Regions from separate parts of the Homo sapiens genome. Here region 1 is linked to region 2. Evidence: read pairs that join two places in POLR2A ChIA-PET (ENCODE). Cell type or tissue: PC-3. All regions are shown on one strand. Links, peaks and the distances in the headings refer to the core of each region. The heading gives the core; the rest is flanking DNA. Region 1 overlaps CEP350 (centrosomal protein 350). Region 2 has its middle 27 kb from the start of QSOX1.

Evidence for each region. ChIA-PET counts read pairs that join two places held together with the same protein. Peaks named below come from ENCODE experiments on the same cell type or tissue, not always from the same donor. Only the 100,000 strongest peaks of a DNase experiment are listed, where the experiment ranks them.
Region 1: POLR2A ChIA-PET joins it to region 2 with 5 read pairs; 2 of 35 experiments call an interaction of 5 or more read pairs at or near these places.

Annotation. Positions count from the first base shown.
Region 1 is chr1:179,962,488-179,970,819 of GRCh38, reverse strand. All of the region lies in intron 1 of CEP350 (centrosomal protein 350), which reads right to left. It also overlaps the pseudogene RPSAP16. Among named protein-coding and RNA genes, the nearest start is that of CEP350, 12 kb to the right of the region's middle. In PC-3, for the core only: no CTCF peak of the experiment used is centred there; no DNase peak of the experiment used is centred there.
Region 2 is chr1:180,123,503-180,131,834 of GRCh38, reverse strand. No RefSeq gene overlaps it. Among named protein-coding and RNA genes, the nearest start is that of QSOX1, 27 kb to the left of the region's middle. In PC-3, for the core only: no CTCF peak of the experiment used is centred there; DNase peaks (open chromatin) are centred at 4,844 and 8,164; H3K27ac peaks cover 2,798 bases.

The DNA.
Region 1 (8,332 bases), core at 211-8,210, 160 kb after region 2:
GTATACACAAGTAAGATATAAGATGACATTGTGAAATAGCCAATTCTCAATTATCTTCTAACAGCAAATTTTTCTTTCACATGTATTGACAGTGTTTTCATCCAATCACATAGTTTCATTTTGCTCAATATTTATTGGCCTCCTACTAAGTGCCAGGCATTAAGGGACAAAAGATGAAAAAAATGACTTCATTCTGGCTCTTAGAATATTTTCCACACCTTTGCTACATTTCAGTTCTCTGATCTATATCAGATCTATGATAGGTTAAGAAAAAGTTAACTGAAAGGTTAAGAAAAGACAACTCTGCAATATTCCTACTATCTATCCTCAACATAAAATGGACAAATGGTAAATTTAGTAAGGACCAGCAGACAAAAAAGTGGAAAATACTCAGTTATAACTCAGATCTATTACACTGTTCCAAGTAAATTCCAGAATAACCAACAGTCCTATAACATATTCTAATATACCACTAATCTGAGAATTTAGTCTCACCTGTTTCTACTTATAAAATATAAACCTCAAAAACTACTTTTACAAAAACTGAGTGACTTACTGTAATCCAGGAAATCCAGAAGATACTATGTAACATTAGTACTATTTTGGCCTTTGCAGCATAGGAAGTAGAGTAAGGATAAAAGAGAACACAATGTCCCACACTGATGAAATAAAGAGCTAAACTTCGTAAACAAGACACCCATAGTTTTTTATTTTAGGAGAGCTGAGGGCAGCAAACAGGACCAGAAATAACCAAAAGAAGGGGGGAGCCCTAAAAATAGGCCTACACTTTTGCTTACTCACTATCTAGTTATCCTGAGTACTTTTCTAAATTAATTTCAAGGAATATATCTACAAAAAGGTGTCTTACAGTTTGCAAGTCAGGATTATTTTTTGCCTAAAAGTATAAAAGTTTCACTATAAAATTTTCCCTTATACATAAGAAAGTGTTACTATTAGTTAACTCCAAGGAGAGGAAGTGAGGGTCCAGGATAGGAAGTAGATTTTTCAGTGTATATTTTTTTTATTTTTTAGAAGACAGGGTCTCATTGTTGCCCAGGCTAGTCTTGCTGAATTCCTGGGCTCAAGCAACCCTCCCACTTCAGCCTCCCAAGTAGCTGGGATTACAGCACACACCACCACACCCAGCTTCTGTTTCTGAATTCTTTTTTTAAAGCAGACACACTGATCACTTTTTGAGGAAAACTTCAAGGAAAAAAGAAATAATTTGTTTTTGTCTTTTTTAGAAACTGCTGCTTATTTTCCATCAACCCTGTTTCCATGTTGCTTAAGAGTCCATGCAAGAACAGCTTAAGGCCAATTCAGTGCTTATTCCTACCCATTCAGTGGCCTGAGCAGTGGGAGCTGTAGACCAGTCTTCTGAGCACTCCAGTCTTTAGTAGGAAACTGCTGAATAGGCACAGAGGGCACCCGCACGCCCTCAGACCAGTCTGCAACCTCAGGCTGAGTAGTGTTAAACTCCAGAGCTGACACAGTCCATTCACCCTAAAATTCTTCCTTGGTCACAGCGTTTTCAGCAGCAGCCTGCTCTGCTTTTTCAGTCTCTTCAGGATCTCTGTAGAAGTAGAGATCAGGCATGACTTCCCACGGGTGTTCACAGGAAATGGTGGCACACACACACAGAACTTCCCCGGCCAGCACCCACCATATCAAACCCACTGAGTGAGCTTCCTTATTGTTGCACGGGATGGCAATGTCCACACAGCGCAAAGGAGACTCTGTGTTACACAGAGCAATGGTAGGTAGGTTAACCTAAGATGCTTCAGTTTGAGGCTGGTGGTCAAACCACCACAAGCCATGGCTCCCGGAAGGCTGCCTGGATCTGGTTAGTGAAGGTTCCAGGAGTAAAGCAGTCAGCAATTGGAGTGGCTCCAGTGGCAGCAGCAAACTTCAACACAGCCTTCTGGCCAGTATTTCTGCAGAATATGACACTGACATCAGCGGGGTTTTCAAAGGTAACAATGGCACGAGCTGCCAGCAGAAGCTTCTTTCAGGTCCTCTTCAGATTTATGATGTAGATGCCATTACTTTTCCTTTTATAGATGTACTGTTCCATTTGGAAGTCAAGGCTGGTGCCATCTAAGTGGGTTCCTCCTGCAAGGAACTTAAGGACATCAAGGCCTCTGGATATTGTAAAAGTTTCCCTTTAAGTTACAATGGGAATCCAGAACAACACTGTATGCACCCCTCTCTGGGTAGCGTGGAAAGCAAGATAATTTTCAAAAGTCTCCTTCCACGTTCAATAACTTAGTCAACTGAGAGGCTGTTTAAGGAAATGGAAACAATTTTTCTTTCATTGGAAGCCTTTAATGACTCCTTAATGCAGTATACTTGCTTCCTCTTTATGAATCCATCCACAGAATGTTATCAATTCTCTTTACCCCTCTGTACTATTATTTACATATCTGTCTCTTACATAAAACTGCAGAGATGCAGAGATATTTTATTCCTCTTTTTTTTTTTTTTTTTGGAGACAGAGTCTTGCTCTTGTCATCCAGGCGGGAGTGCAGTGGCGCAATCTCGGCTCACTGCAACCTCTACCTCCCGGGATCAAGCGATTCTCTTGCCTCAGCCTCCCTAGTAGCTGGGATTACAGGCACATACCATCATGCCCAGCTAATTTTTATATTTTTAGTAGAGATGGGGTTTCGCCATGTTGGCCAGGCTGGTCTCGATCTCCTGACCTCAGGTGATGCACCCGCCTTGGCCTCCCAGAGTGCTGGGACTATAGGCCTGAGCCACAGCACCTGCTCTTATTCCTCTTTATATCCCTAGTTCACGCACAGTATATAGCCACATTGAGTGCTCCAGACCTGTTTGCCAAATGACAGTACCATTGATAAGTCTCAGAATCCAATTCTTAAATGCAAAAAGGCACAAATACACATATGAAGCCAGGTATTTCATATAACATGAAAAGGTTAGACATTCCTAAGCAGAAAATATCTTACACGGTAACACGTAAAAAAATAAGTATACGTGTGCATACATATTTTATATTTTAAAACAATCTCAAAATTAAAAATAAATTCTTTCATAAAATATTTTCACTTTTAAAATTTAGACATGAAATAATGAATGAAATGAAGCCAGCTGGGCCCGGTGGCTTACACCTGTAATACCAGCACTTTGGGAGGCCGAGGTGGGCGATCACCTGGGGTCAGGAGTTGGAGACCAGCCTGGCCAACATGGTGAAACCCCATCTCTATTAAAAATACAAAAATTGGCTGGACGTGGTGGTGCATGTCTGTAATCCCAGCTACTTGGGAGGCTAAGACAGGAGAACTGCTTGAACCCGGAAGGCGGAGGTTGCAGTGAGCCAAGATCACGCTACTGTACTCCCTCCTGGGCGACAGAGTGAGACTCAGTCTCAAAAAAAGAAAAGAAATGAAACATTAAGTTATAGCCAGTGCTATTACTATTACTTATCACTGATTTTTAGATATAGTTTTTAAAAAGGAGGGTGCCACAATTCCAGAAACAACTTCTACAAGCCCACTAACAACAACAAAAACTATAAATGGCTTTTTAAAAAAATCACCAAAACCCAAACTAATCAAAGATAAATCAGATTTTCTTTGGAAAAATATCCTTCTATTTGTACAAAGGTCTTCTTTACATCATTATTGCTCTATAACATTTAATAACTTATCATACAAAAATAGAGCAACTGTACACATTTTCAGAGATGATCTATTGTATAAAGTATAGTCTAAGAAGCCTCTCTGAACCTATTCTGGTTTGGAAGCTGGCTGATTTATGAACTCTTCTTTGCTCAATCAAATTCTGTTAAATTTAATTTGTCTAAGGTTTTTAATTTTAATAGATGGTGTCAGAAGTGGGATCCAAACTAAAGCTTCTAGCAACTCCCAGGAACACCAAGTGACAAAGCAAGGTACCCACTGGACTCATTTTGTCCACTGCTCTCTCAAAGCAACTGGAGATTGTGGGTAAGTTCTCTCTCAGATTCTGAAGCTCCATCAGTGTGCATTTGAGCTATCAGAGTTTGAGCAAATTTCTGATCCAAACTAGGTTTGGAAGTTACAACAGAAATTGGACTGGGTCCAGGATCCAACTGTATCTAACTGTCTTGGATCTAGTTAGAGGCCTCATATGTCTGGCTGGTTTAGACAGAAATTAGTATAAATGATAATACTGAAGGGGGTACCAATTTCAGCTTTCAGAAATTTGCATAGATTTTTGTGTTCTAGCCCCCTTTGTTTATTTTTCTTGCATGCTTAGGGAGGGAAAAATCATTGGCTAAGTTGATCAAAGGGATCCAAGGACCAAAGCTGCTATTCAAGGTAAAAATGGGATCCTTAATTTCTGAAGACCTGAGTACTACACCTTCCAGCTTATACATGCATTATTATTAGGCCTCAGAAGCAGCAAATGCTTACAAAAATGATGAAATCTTACTAAAGGTAATTTAAAATCACAACGGTACATTCCAAATGAACACTGCACTTTAAGAAGTACATTTGAAAATGAGGGCTCCCAAATCAGTCTCATCTAGGGATGCCTGTTGGTGTGCAGAAGCTTCTAAAAAGATTTCAATATTTTTATTGCTTTTTATAAAAAGACTCTTTATAGAAGGCAAATAAAAAGCTTAAGCAACTAATTGTTAAGAAAAATTAAATCTGCTAATCTTTCAGCTCCGTTACTACTCTTCCCTGAAGGTGAAAAGAAAGTTATCCTAGATAGCGTTTATAAAAGGTAGGTTGCCAGGTAAAGTAAGCTTCCTCCTTTTTCAGATCTATTTTTGCTGAGTCCAGGTACAGAGAAGGCTTTCTTTGCCCTATTCCTTAATGGGCTCCATCCTGAACTTAGTAATTTCAGCTAAGAAATAGTAGCTAGGTTAAAAAGATCACCTGTAGGCCGAGCACAGTGGCTCATGCCTGTAATCCCAGCACTTTGGAAGGCCAAGGAAAGTGGATCACCTGAGGTCAGGAGTTCAAGACCAGCCTGGCCAACATGGTGAAACCCCGTCTCTACTAAAAGTACAAAAAAAAAATTAGCCAGGTGTGGTGGCGGGCACCTGTAATCCCAGCTATTCAATAGGCTGAGACAGGAGTATCGCCTGAACCCAGGAGGCGGAGGTTGCAGTAAGCCGAGATTGCACAACTGCACTCCAGCCTAGGTGACAAGAGTAAGACTCTATCTCAAAAAAAAAAAAAAAAAAAAAAGAAAAGAAAAAGAAAAAAGATCACTTGTCCAATTAAAATAAACCTTTCTGGCATTTAGCTGGCTATTCTGAAATCCTTCTGTAAAAGAAATTTACATCTATAAAGGAGATTTCCATTTGTAAATGTATGTGCCTATATACATTAGAAACAGAACGTCAAAGCATAAAACTAACAAAGAAACTCTGGACTTAGACACTTGACCAAACGGACCTAACAGACTTCTACAGAATACTGTACCCAAAAATCACAGAATATACACTCTCATCTGCACATGGAACATTCTCTAAGATGGACCACAAGCTCAGTCATAAAGCAAGTCTCAATACATTCTTAAAAAATGAAATCATGTCAAGCATATTATCAGACTACAGTAGAATAAAATTAGAAATCAATACCAAAAGGAACTCTCAAAACCACAAATACATGGAAACTAAACAACTTGCTCCTAACTAACTTGGTTAAACAACAAATTAAGGCAGAAATAAAAAAATTCTTTGAAACAAATGAAAATAGAGAAACAAACATACCAAAACCTCTGGGATACAGCAAAAGCAATGTTAAGGAGAAAGTTTACAGCACTAAATGCCTACATCAAAAAGACAGTAAGATATCAAATTGACAACTTAAAGTTGAACTTAAAGGAACCAGAAAAAGAACAAACTAAACCCAAAGCTAGCAGAAAAAAAAGAAGTAACTAAGATCAGAGCAGAACTAAATTAATTGAGACCAAAACAAACAAACAAACAAACAACAACAAAAAAAACATACAAAGGATCAACAGAACAAAGTTAGTTCTTTGAAGGGATAAGCAAGATAGATAAACCTCTAAGTAAATTAAAAAAAAAAAAAGTGAGAAGATCCTAAGAAGCATAATCAGAAATGACAAAGGTGACAGAACTCATACTACAAAAATACAAAAGAGCCTCAGAGACTACTATGAACATCTTTATGTGCACAAACTAGAAAAACCAGAGGAAATGGATAAATTCTTGGAAACACACAACCTCCCAAGATTGAACAAGGAAGAAACTGAAATCCTGAACAGATCATAACAATTTACAAAATTGAATCAGTTATAAAAACAAATCTACAAACCAAAAAAAGACCAGGATCAGATGCATTCACAGCCAAATTATACCAGACAAACAAAGAAGAGCTGGTATCAATCTTACTGAAACTACTCCAAAAAATCAAGATCACACTGAATGGACAAAAGTTAGAAGCATCCCCTCTATGAACTGAAAAAAGACAAGGATGTGCACTCTTACGACTCCTATTCAACATAATACTTTCCATCCTACCCATAGGAATCAGGCAGAAAATTAAAATTTAAAAAAAGGCATCCATATAGGAAAAGAGAAACTCAAATTATCTCTGTTCAACCCTAAGGAGTCCTTCAAAAAACTCCTAGACCTAAGAAAAAGACTTCAGTAAAGTTTCAGGATGCAAAATCAACTTACAACAGTCAGTGGCATTTCTATATGCCAATAATGTTCAAGCTGAGAACCAAATCAAAAATGCAATCCCATCTATAATAGCCACATGAAAAATAAAATACCCAGGAATAAATTTAACCAGGGAGGTGAAAGATTTCTACAAGGAGAACTACAAAACACTGATGAAGGAAATAACAGATGACACAAACAAATGGAAAAACATTCCATGCTCATGGATTGGAAGAATCAAAATTTAAATGACCATACTGCCCAAAACAATCCAAAAATTCTATTCCCATCAAATTAGCAACATCATTTTTCACAAATTAGAAAAAACAATTCTAAAATTCATATGGAACCAAAAAAGAGCCTGAATAGCCAAGCAAAAAGAACACAGCAGGAGGCATCACATTACCCAACTTCAAACTATACTACAAGGATATCCTAACCAAAACAGCATGTTACCAATACAAAAACAGACATCTGTATCAATGTAACAGAATAGAGAACCCAGAAATAAAGCCATACACCTATAACCAGTTGATCTTGAACAAAGCTGACAAAAGCAAAAATGGGGAAAGGACACCTATTCAATAAACAGTGCTAAAAAGAAAAAAAAACCCAAAAAACACACAAAAAAACTGGCTAGCATGTGCAGAAGAATGAAACTGGACCCCCTACCTTTCACCACATACAAAAATTAACTCAAGACGTATTAAAGACTTAAACATAAAACCTCAAACTATAAAGATCCTATTTTAAAAAACCTAGGAAAAACTCTTCTGCACATGGGCCTAGGCAAAGAATTTATGACTAAAACCTCAAAGGCAAATGCAACAAAACAAAAATTCATAAACAAGATTTAATTAAACTAAAAAGCTTCTACATAGCAAAAGAATCAACAAAGTAAAGAGGTAACCTAAAGAATGGGAAAAAAATATTTGCAAACTGTACATCTGACAAAGGACTAGGATCCAGAATCTACAAGGAATCTCAAACAAATGAACAAGAAAAAAAAAATAACTCCATTAAAAAGTGAGCAATGGACATAAACGGATACTTCTCAAAAGAAGACATACAAGTGGCCAACAAACATATGAAAAAAATGCTCAGAATCACTAATCATCAATAAAATACAAATTAAAACCACACTGATACCATCTCACACCAGTCAGAATTGCTATTATTAAAGAGTTAAAAAATAACAGATGACAAGGATGCAGAGAAAAGGGAGTATCATACACTGCTGGTGGGAATGTAAATTAGTTCAACCCCTGTGGAAAAGAGTAGAGGGATTTCTCAAAGAACTTAGAACTATCATTAGACCCAGCATTCCCACTACTGGGTATCTATCCAAAGGAAAAGAAATCATTCTATCAAAAAGACACTGCACTAGTATGTTTATCACAGCACTATTCACAACAGCAAAGTCATTGAATCAAACTAAGTACCTATCAACAGTAGATCAGATAGGCCGGGAGCAGTGGCTCATGCCTGTAATCCCAGCACTTTGGGAGGCCGAGGTGGGCAGATCATGAGGTCAGGAGTTTGAGACCAGCCTGACCAACATAGTGAAACTCCATCTCTACTAAAAATACAAAAATCAGCCAGGCATGGTGGCATGTGCCTGTAATCCCAGCTACTCAGGAGGCTGAGGCAGGAGAATTGCTTGGACCCGGGAGGCGGAAGTTG
Region 2 (8,332 bases), core at 317-8,316:
AGAGTTGTCTGTCTTCACTGCATCATCACCCTGACCTTCATGGCCTGCCCCACTCCCGTCTGCGTTCTGATCTCACCATTCCACTGAAACTGCTGGTCGAGGTCAGTGGCAGTCTCTGCGTTGCCCCATTCAAAGGTTATGTCTGTCTTCCTCTGACTCAACCTCTCAGCAGCTTGCAACACAGCTGATGGCCCCCTCCTTCTTGAAACACGTTCTTCCTTCAGCTTTTAGTTTAAACCACATACATTCACTGGCTTGCTGCAATAACAGATTACCACAGATTTTGTGGCTTACAACTATGCAAATTTATTATTTTATAGTTCTGTAGTTCAGAAATCCAACATGGGGCTCACTGGGCTAAAATCAGAGTGTTGGCAGAGTTAGATTCTTTGCCAGAGGTTCTAGGGGCAAATCCATTTCCTTAATCATTCAGTTTATTAGAAGAATTCAGTCCTTGCGGCTGAAGGACTGAGGTCCTGTGTCTGGGCTGGCTGTCAGCTGAGGGCCGTTCCCAGTTTCTAGAGGTCACCTGAATTTTTGGCTTCTCCATCTTGAGAGCCGGCAGTGGTGGGTCAATTCTTCCTCGTGTTTTACATCTTCTGAGCCCCTTTCATCATCACACCTCTCTGACTCCCACTGCTGCCTTGTGTATTTGTAAAGAATCGGGTGGTTAGATTGGGCCCACTGAGATAATCCAGGATAATTTCTCCATCCCAAACTCCTTAACCTCAGTTGCACCTGCAAGGTCCCTTTTGTCACCTAAGGTAACATATTCACATGTTCCTCAGATTAGGGTATGGACATTCTGGTGCCCACTGTTGAGCCTACCATGTCATCTGCTTGTTCTCTTCCTACTTCCCCAGCAACTCCTTCTCAGTCTCCTTTACTGGCTCTTAATCATCCCACAGCTCTGAATGTGAGAGGCCCTCAGCCATCAGCCTTCAGCCTTCTTATCTCCTACATGTTCTCTGCAAGCAATCCCATCCGATTTTGTCCCTTGTAAATACCATCTGCAGGCTGGCGTGGTGGCTCATGCCTGTAATCCCAGCACTTTGGAAGCTAAGGTGAGTGGATTGCTTGAGCTCAGGAGTTTGAGACCAGCCTGGGCAACATGGAAAAAGCTGTCTCCACTAAAAATATAAAAAATTAGCCAGGTGTGGTGGTGCATGCCTGTAGTCCCAGCTCCTCAGGAGGCTGAGGTGGGAGGATGGCTTGAGCCCAGAAGATGCCACTGCACTCCAGCCTGGGTGACAGCGAGACTCTTGTCTCAAATAATAATAATAATAACATAAATAAATAAATACATCTGTGAACCACTGCTCCTAAATTTATATTTTTAGCCCTAAATTCACTCTTGAGTTCAAAATTCATGTATCTGACTCAATATTGCCATTGGAATAAATGACTGCCATCTTGAAGTTGACATGTCCTAACTGAAACTGTGGGTTTTCTTTACAAACTCTATTTCTCCCCTAGTCTGGACTCATTCAGTAAAGACATCACACCAGCTTGCTACTCAGGCCCCAGACCTAGGAGTCATGCCAGAGCCCTGTTTATTTTTCTTTTTTTTTTGAGACAGAGTCTCGCTCTGTCGCCCAGGCTGGAGTGCAGTGGTGCGATCTCGGCTCACTCTAACCTCCACTTCCCCAGGCTCAAGCGATTCTCCTGCCTCAGCCTCCCAAATAGCTGGGACTACAGGTGCGTGTCACCACGCCTGGCTAATTTTTGTATTTTAGTAGAGATGGGGTTTCACCTTGTTGGCCAGACTGGTCTCGAACTCCTGACCTCAAGCGATCTGCCCGCCTCGGCCTCCCAAAGTGCCGAGTTTATAGGCGTGAGCCACCGTGCCCGGCCTCATCAGCCGTTTTCTTGAACACCCTCTCCCTGATTCTTACACAGTCAATTCCTCCACATTATTCAGGTCTCAGGTTTTTTGTTATTCGTTGTTTGTTTTCCCCGCTCAGGTCTCAGTTTTACAGTTGTCTCCTGAGAGAGGTCTTGGCAGTCCTCCTGAGAGTAGTTCTTCCCTTCTGCCTGGCCCAGCCTGCACCCCACCTTCCTGCAGAGTCATTCTCTCTTGATTTTCCCTGTTTGATTTCCTTCACTCCCCTTGTCTCCATCTGGAATGATAATGCTTATTTCTTTGTTTCCTTGTTAAATATCTTCCTTCTCACCTCCCACCCTGACTGCTGTGCCAAGAAGGTGCATGAAGGCAAGAATCGCCGTCTGTCTTTCTCACTCCTGTTACCGGGGGCCTAGAAACATGCCTCCCTAGTGCATGTTTTTTGGGTGGATTCGCAGCGAATGCCCCACGTTCCCTCTATCCCACTCCCTTCTGCTCCCTGCTTTCCCACACTTTCTCTTCCTTTACAAGCTCTGGCCTGAGAACGGATGAGTTTTTTATTTTTTTTCCAGCACTCAATCTGTTAACGACTTTGAAGATCCCTGACTAAAACCAAATAATAATTACACTAATTACACTTAATTGTGAGCATTTATATCACACTTACTATTTCCGAGCACCGCCATAAGCACCTTACTCATCCTGAATAGGCACGCTGTTCCTCGGTTATTCCTCACTGTAATCATCTCCATTCACAGAGGAGGAAGGCGAGGCACAGAGAGACTAATGTGCCCAAAGTTCCACAATAAGGAAATGGTGGCAGCAACCTCCCGAGAGCCAGGCCTGACGGGCCTCTGCCAGGGCCCCACGCTTTAGATGGCCTGCTCTGGCCTCTGTCTGGCGGTGCCCTCCCCACAAGGCAAGGAGCCCTCGGAGCCAAGGGGAAGGCTCACTTCCTGCTTGTGGACTACACTTGGGAGCACACACTGTGGAATTCCAGCCCACACAGCCATGAGGCTGCTGCCAGGGCCTCTCCCCAGGCCTGTCTTCCTTTGGGTGCATGCTGCCACCTCAGTGGGCCCAAATGGTGGCCGCAGGGCAGCTCTTTATGAAAAGTGTGGACAGAATTTGAACCAGCAGTCTCACTGTCCACACGTGGCCCCTTTGAAGGTGTGACAGAGCAGGGCGTGGGAAGAGGAGGGCGAGCCATGGGCCTCCCCACACTCCCTCCTCCAGACACAGAACTGTGTGGAGCCCCAGAGTTCTGCATTCACACCTGGCCTTCCAGGTCATTGAGAAGTTTATGTGTCAACGTAGGAGGGTGGAGTGTATTCTCCTTATGTCTGTCGGCTTGACTGACAGCTTTAAAGTATTTTAAATATTTAGACATGTGGTCTGTGGCCTCCTTCCATCCTCCCCTCTGGGCCCACAGATCCTGGGGTGGGTCTGAGTGGCAGAGCTAGGCGTGGACCCAAGAAGCCTGGCCCGGGCTCCCTCCCATGCTGCACCCGGGAAGCCTTTGTGTTCCGAGCCACGCGCCTTCCCAGAGGATGCCCTGCACCTTGGCTGTCCAGTCCTGTCCCCCATTTGCTTCTCCCCTGGGAGCTCAAATATGGGTCATTCCCACCGTATCCAGCAAACTGCACGACGCTCTCTCATGGGAGGCCTGCTCTTGCTGGCATCCTGAGCTGGTCACCAGTGATCCGTAGAGTGGTTCGAAGCGTATGTTTTGGGTTTGAATGCCAGTTCCACCACTTATTAACTGTGACATCAGGCAAATTATGTAAGCTCTTAGCCTATTTTGTGTTCTGTTTTCAAGGATTAAGTGGGAATGTCTACACATTCAGTAAATGTTTGTCATCGTCATGGCACTCCACCATTTGCTCTGCGGTCTGGGGACAATGCCCTGTGGCTCAGCCGTTTCTCCAGGAAGCTGCCTCAGGTGGACGCCAAGCACAGAGCTGGCAGGAGCAGGGACTAAAATAAACAGCCACAGAGTCCCCAGTGGGAAGTCCTAGGCCCTGGGCACAGCTGAGCTGGAAGGGATGAGGTGACCCGTTTTCCCTGCAGTGCTCAAAGTGGGATTCTTATGAGCTGCTGGGAGCCATGCAGTCCTGGAACGTGGCAGGCACGTCACCACCTTGAGGATTCTCTATGTACTTCCCTGCAAAATTCTTCTGCCTGTGACATGTGCCACCTGCCATCTTCCCCTTTGCTAATAATGATTGCACCACACACTCAGACACAAACACACATTCACAGACATGCAAATTGTTTTCAATTCTTTTTTTTTTTTTTTTTTTTTTGAGGTGGAGTCTTGCTCTGTTGCCCAGGCTGGAGTGCAGTGGTGTGATCTCGGCTCACTGCAAGCTCCGCCTCCCGAGTTCACGCCATTCTCCTGCCTCAGCCTCCCGAGTAGCTGGGACTACAGGCGTCCGCCACCATGCCTGGCTAATATTTTTGTATTTTTAGTAGAGATGGGGTTTCACCGTGTTAGCCAGGATGGTCTCGATCTCCTAACCTCGTGATCCACTCGCCTTGGCCTCCCAAAGTGCTGGGATTACAGGCGTGAGCCACCATGCCCGACCTGTTTTCAGTTCTTTTTAATAGCTAAATATAAAGCATCCCTTGACAAGAGTTTAATTTGTCATATTGAGAAATGAAGGCTGCCTTTCAACTCACTATGAAACCTACCTTGAGCAAAGTATTACAGTGGGTGGGGCTAAGGAAGAAAGCAGCAGGGATTTCTAAAGAACAGGATGTTGAGGCTGACATTCTTTTGTTTACCCTATTTGGGAAGAAGTGGGGTCTGAATTCATGTGGCAGAACTGAACCTGCGCCGTCCTAACCTGGGCGCAGTGGCTCTCAGAAGGGCGTGGTCCCAGTGCAGGCTGCAGACCCAGTTGGTTTTCTCTTTTCTCTGCTCCAACACCTGGAAGTCAGGCCTGAGTCATCTGTTTTCAGCAGATACAAGCTTTAGGTCTGAGATGTGAACCTGCTGGGCGTCTGGGGATAGACGTGACAAATGGTTTCCGATCCAGCTCCACCACTTACTAGCTGATGATATTGAGCAAGTTAATTACCCTCCTGGTGCCTCAACCATCTCGTCTATTAAATATGTCTACTAACAGTTTCTGTTTCACAGGGTAATTTGTGGATTAGGTGAACAAATACTTGTAAAACAAGTGACTAGCAAGAGTAAACAGTCATGTTGCTTATCATCGCTATTAACAACGCCAAGAGACCAGGCCAGAGGCTGGGGAAATGCCACCATATTCGCATTTTCAATAGCCCCCAAGTGATCCCGACGCTGGCCTGAGGAGGGTGTGTAATGGGGACGTGAGCCCAGGCTGTGGGGGGCGCCTTGCAGCCCACTAGGGGCTTGGGTTCTATTCTGAACAAATGGGGTGGCATGTAAAGATTCTAGTTTTGCCATGGAGAGTCCTTGGGGTCTTTTCTAGGATGTGGTGGTCTGGCTGGCGACTGAGGGTGTCCACTCAGAAGTGCCAAAGGAGGAGGTGGAACGTGTTCTGAGGCCCGAGGAAGATGTTCCAAGAAATGGAACAATGGACGAATAGAAACATAGGAGTAAAGGCATCTGGAGAGGGCCTGGCTGTGGGAGCCAGACAGACCCAGGTGAGGCCAGGTTGTGTCACTCACAAGCTCTGTGTTCTTGAGCAAGATCCTTAACCTTTTTAACTTCAGTTCCCTCACCTGTAGAATGGGGCTGACCTCAGAAGGTGGTCATGAGGGCTGCATACGATGATATATGTCAAGGGCTCCCACGAGGTAAGCTTGGCGGGCAGCCCTATCTGTTGTGAAGGAATTTTTTTTTTTTTTTTTTTTTTTTGAGGCAAGAGTCCTGCTCTGTCACCCAGGCTGGAGTGCAATGGCGCGATCTCGGCTCACTGCAACCTCTGCCTCCCGGGTTCAAGCGGTTCTCCTGCCTCAGCCTCCCGAGTAGCTGGGATTACAGGTGCATCCCACCACATCTGGCTGATTTTTGTATTTTTAGTAGAGACGGGGTTTCACCATGTTGGCCACGCTGGTCTTGAACTCCTGACCTCAGGTGATCGACCCACCTCGGCTTCCCAAAGTGCTGGGATTACAGGTGTGAGCCACTGTGCCTGGCCTGTTGTGAAGGTTTTTGTTGGGCAGTTGGAGAAGTGAATGTGGCGGCTGTCAGGGTCAGCATTGTCCAGGAGGGAGAGAGGTGGCATGGAGACAGGAGCAGCCCAGGCATGAGTGGGAAGAGAGGATTTCCCGGGCCCACCATTCCTGGGTGAAATGCTCCTCAAGACTTGGCTCCATTTCTGTGCTAACCAAACTTACCACCAATTATTGCTGTGCCTCGGGGGATAGGCAAGGGGAGGGGCGTGGCTGTGGAAAGAGGATGGGGCAATTGGGATTCACTCTGAGTTAGTAAGATGGCTTTCTGGCTCATTCTTCCAATTCACGTGACTTATTCTGACTTCTCCAGAGGGCCTGCTCATCTGTGGGAGCACGGATGTGTTCTGGTTTCTAACCCTATCAGGTTGGGGGGCAGACCCTGGTGGTGGCAAATTGTCCCAAGTAGTTAAGGCCCCTCAGTGAGGCCTCTTGACAGTGGCCAGTGGACCTTACCCCAGCCACCTGCCTCCCACCACTCAGACGTTCTTCCCTGCCAGCACAGCTGTCACTGTGAGGTTGCTGAAGAACTGACAGGAGAAATCATTTGTTAAATGCAGCTTCAAATGTCCATGGTGTAGTCCCATCACACCTCTCCAGCCCCATTGCCCCAGCCTTCCAATCAAAACAGCCTGCCTTTCTGCTTCTGCTCACACCTCCCTCCGCATGAAACACCCTCCTAGGCCTCCTCTTGAAAGGGCTCTTAGTACCATAAGCCACAGTTGTCTTTCCCACCGCGGAAGACCCTGAATCTATAAAAGCCGTGAGGCGGCCCAGCTCCAGTCTTCCTCATCTCCATCAACGGCACACCAGCCACCACGATGCTCAGGCCAAAGTCCTCTTTCCCTCACCACCCATATTCAGTCCACGCTCTCTAAAGACAGCCCATCTCTCCATTCACAGCCAACTCTCTAGCCCAGTTACCATCATCGCCTGCAATAGCTTCTTAATGCATGTTCTGCTTCAACACCTGCCCTATTAAAATCCATTCTGCACTCAACTTGGTCATGTCGCTCTCCTGCTTACGACTCGCCAAGGTGGAATATTGTACCTCGAATAAATCCCAAACCATCCTGTGGCCCATGAGGCCCTGTTGGATCCTGGCGGATCTCAGTGTCTACCACTCTCCCTTGCTCACTGTGCTGTGGCCGCACTGGTCTTCTTTCTATTCCTCGTTCCATCTTAGAGCCTTTGCACTGGCCGTTCCCTTTGCCTGGAATGCTCTTCCATCAGATCTTTTCGCAACGGGCTTCTCATCTTTCAGGTCTTAGCGCCAGTGTTAGCTTCTCAGAAAGGCCTCCCCTGACCTTCTTGTATAAAGTAGCTCCTGGCTGGGCGCGGTGGCTCACGCCTGTAATCCCAGCACTTTGGCAGAATGAGGCGGGCGAATCACGAGGTCAGGAGATCGAGACCATCCTGGCTAACACGGTGAAACCCTGTCTCTACTAAAAATACAAAAAATTAGCTGGGTGTGGTGGCGGGCTCCTGCAGTCCCAGGTACTCGGGAGGCTGAGGCAGGAGAATGGTGTGAACCTGGAAGGCGGAGCTTGCAGTGAGCCGAGATCGCGCCACTGCACTCCAGCCTGAGTGACAAAGCGAGACTCCGTCTCAAAATAAATAAATAAATAAAATAAAGTAGCTCCTGCCCCCCACCCCCTATTTTATATCATCCGTTCTAGGTGCTTCACAGATCTTACCACTGTTCTGTTTATGCAGTGGCTTACTAGCTTATTGTCTGTCTTCCTACACTGGAATGTAAGCTCTTTCAAGACGGATCTTGATTTCTTGTTTTCTTTTGGGATCCACAGTGCATAGACCAGTGCCAGCAAATAGTAGATATCTGTGGAATGAATGAATGAATGAACCCAGCCCTGGATGGGCATTACCTAACGGTGTCCTTTACTTATTAACACGTGTGTGTTTTGTCTACACAGCCTGATCATAAGTCATGCTAGGGCAAGGACTGCCCTCCTGGGAAATTTGAAGACCTTCTGGCCAATGAATGAGGTCAGGAATGATGGCTTCTTCTCTGGTGATTTAGGCTGGAGAAATTGCTCCATTTGGGGGCTGTTTCACATGCAATTGTGCCCAAGGGTGGAAGGATGGAAAAGATGAGTGTTCAAGGCCCTTCTGGTCATAGTAGAACATGCGGAAGGGTGTTGGTGTGATGATGCAACAGGTCGGCAATGACTACTCAGTTACACCTTTATTTATTCATAAACTCATGATTTTGCCAAGAAAGTCAGCAGCTTAGGATACATTTATTCATTGGCAGACACTGCTGGTTGTGAAATTGACAGCTGTTTCCCCACTCTTCTTCTT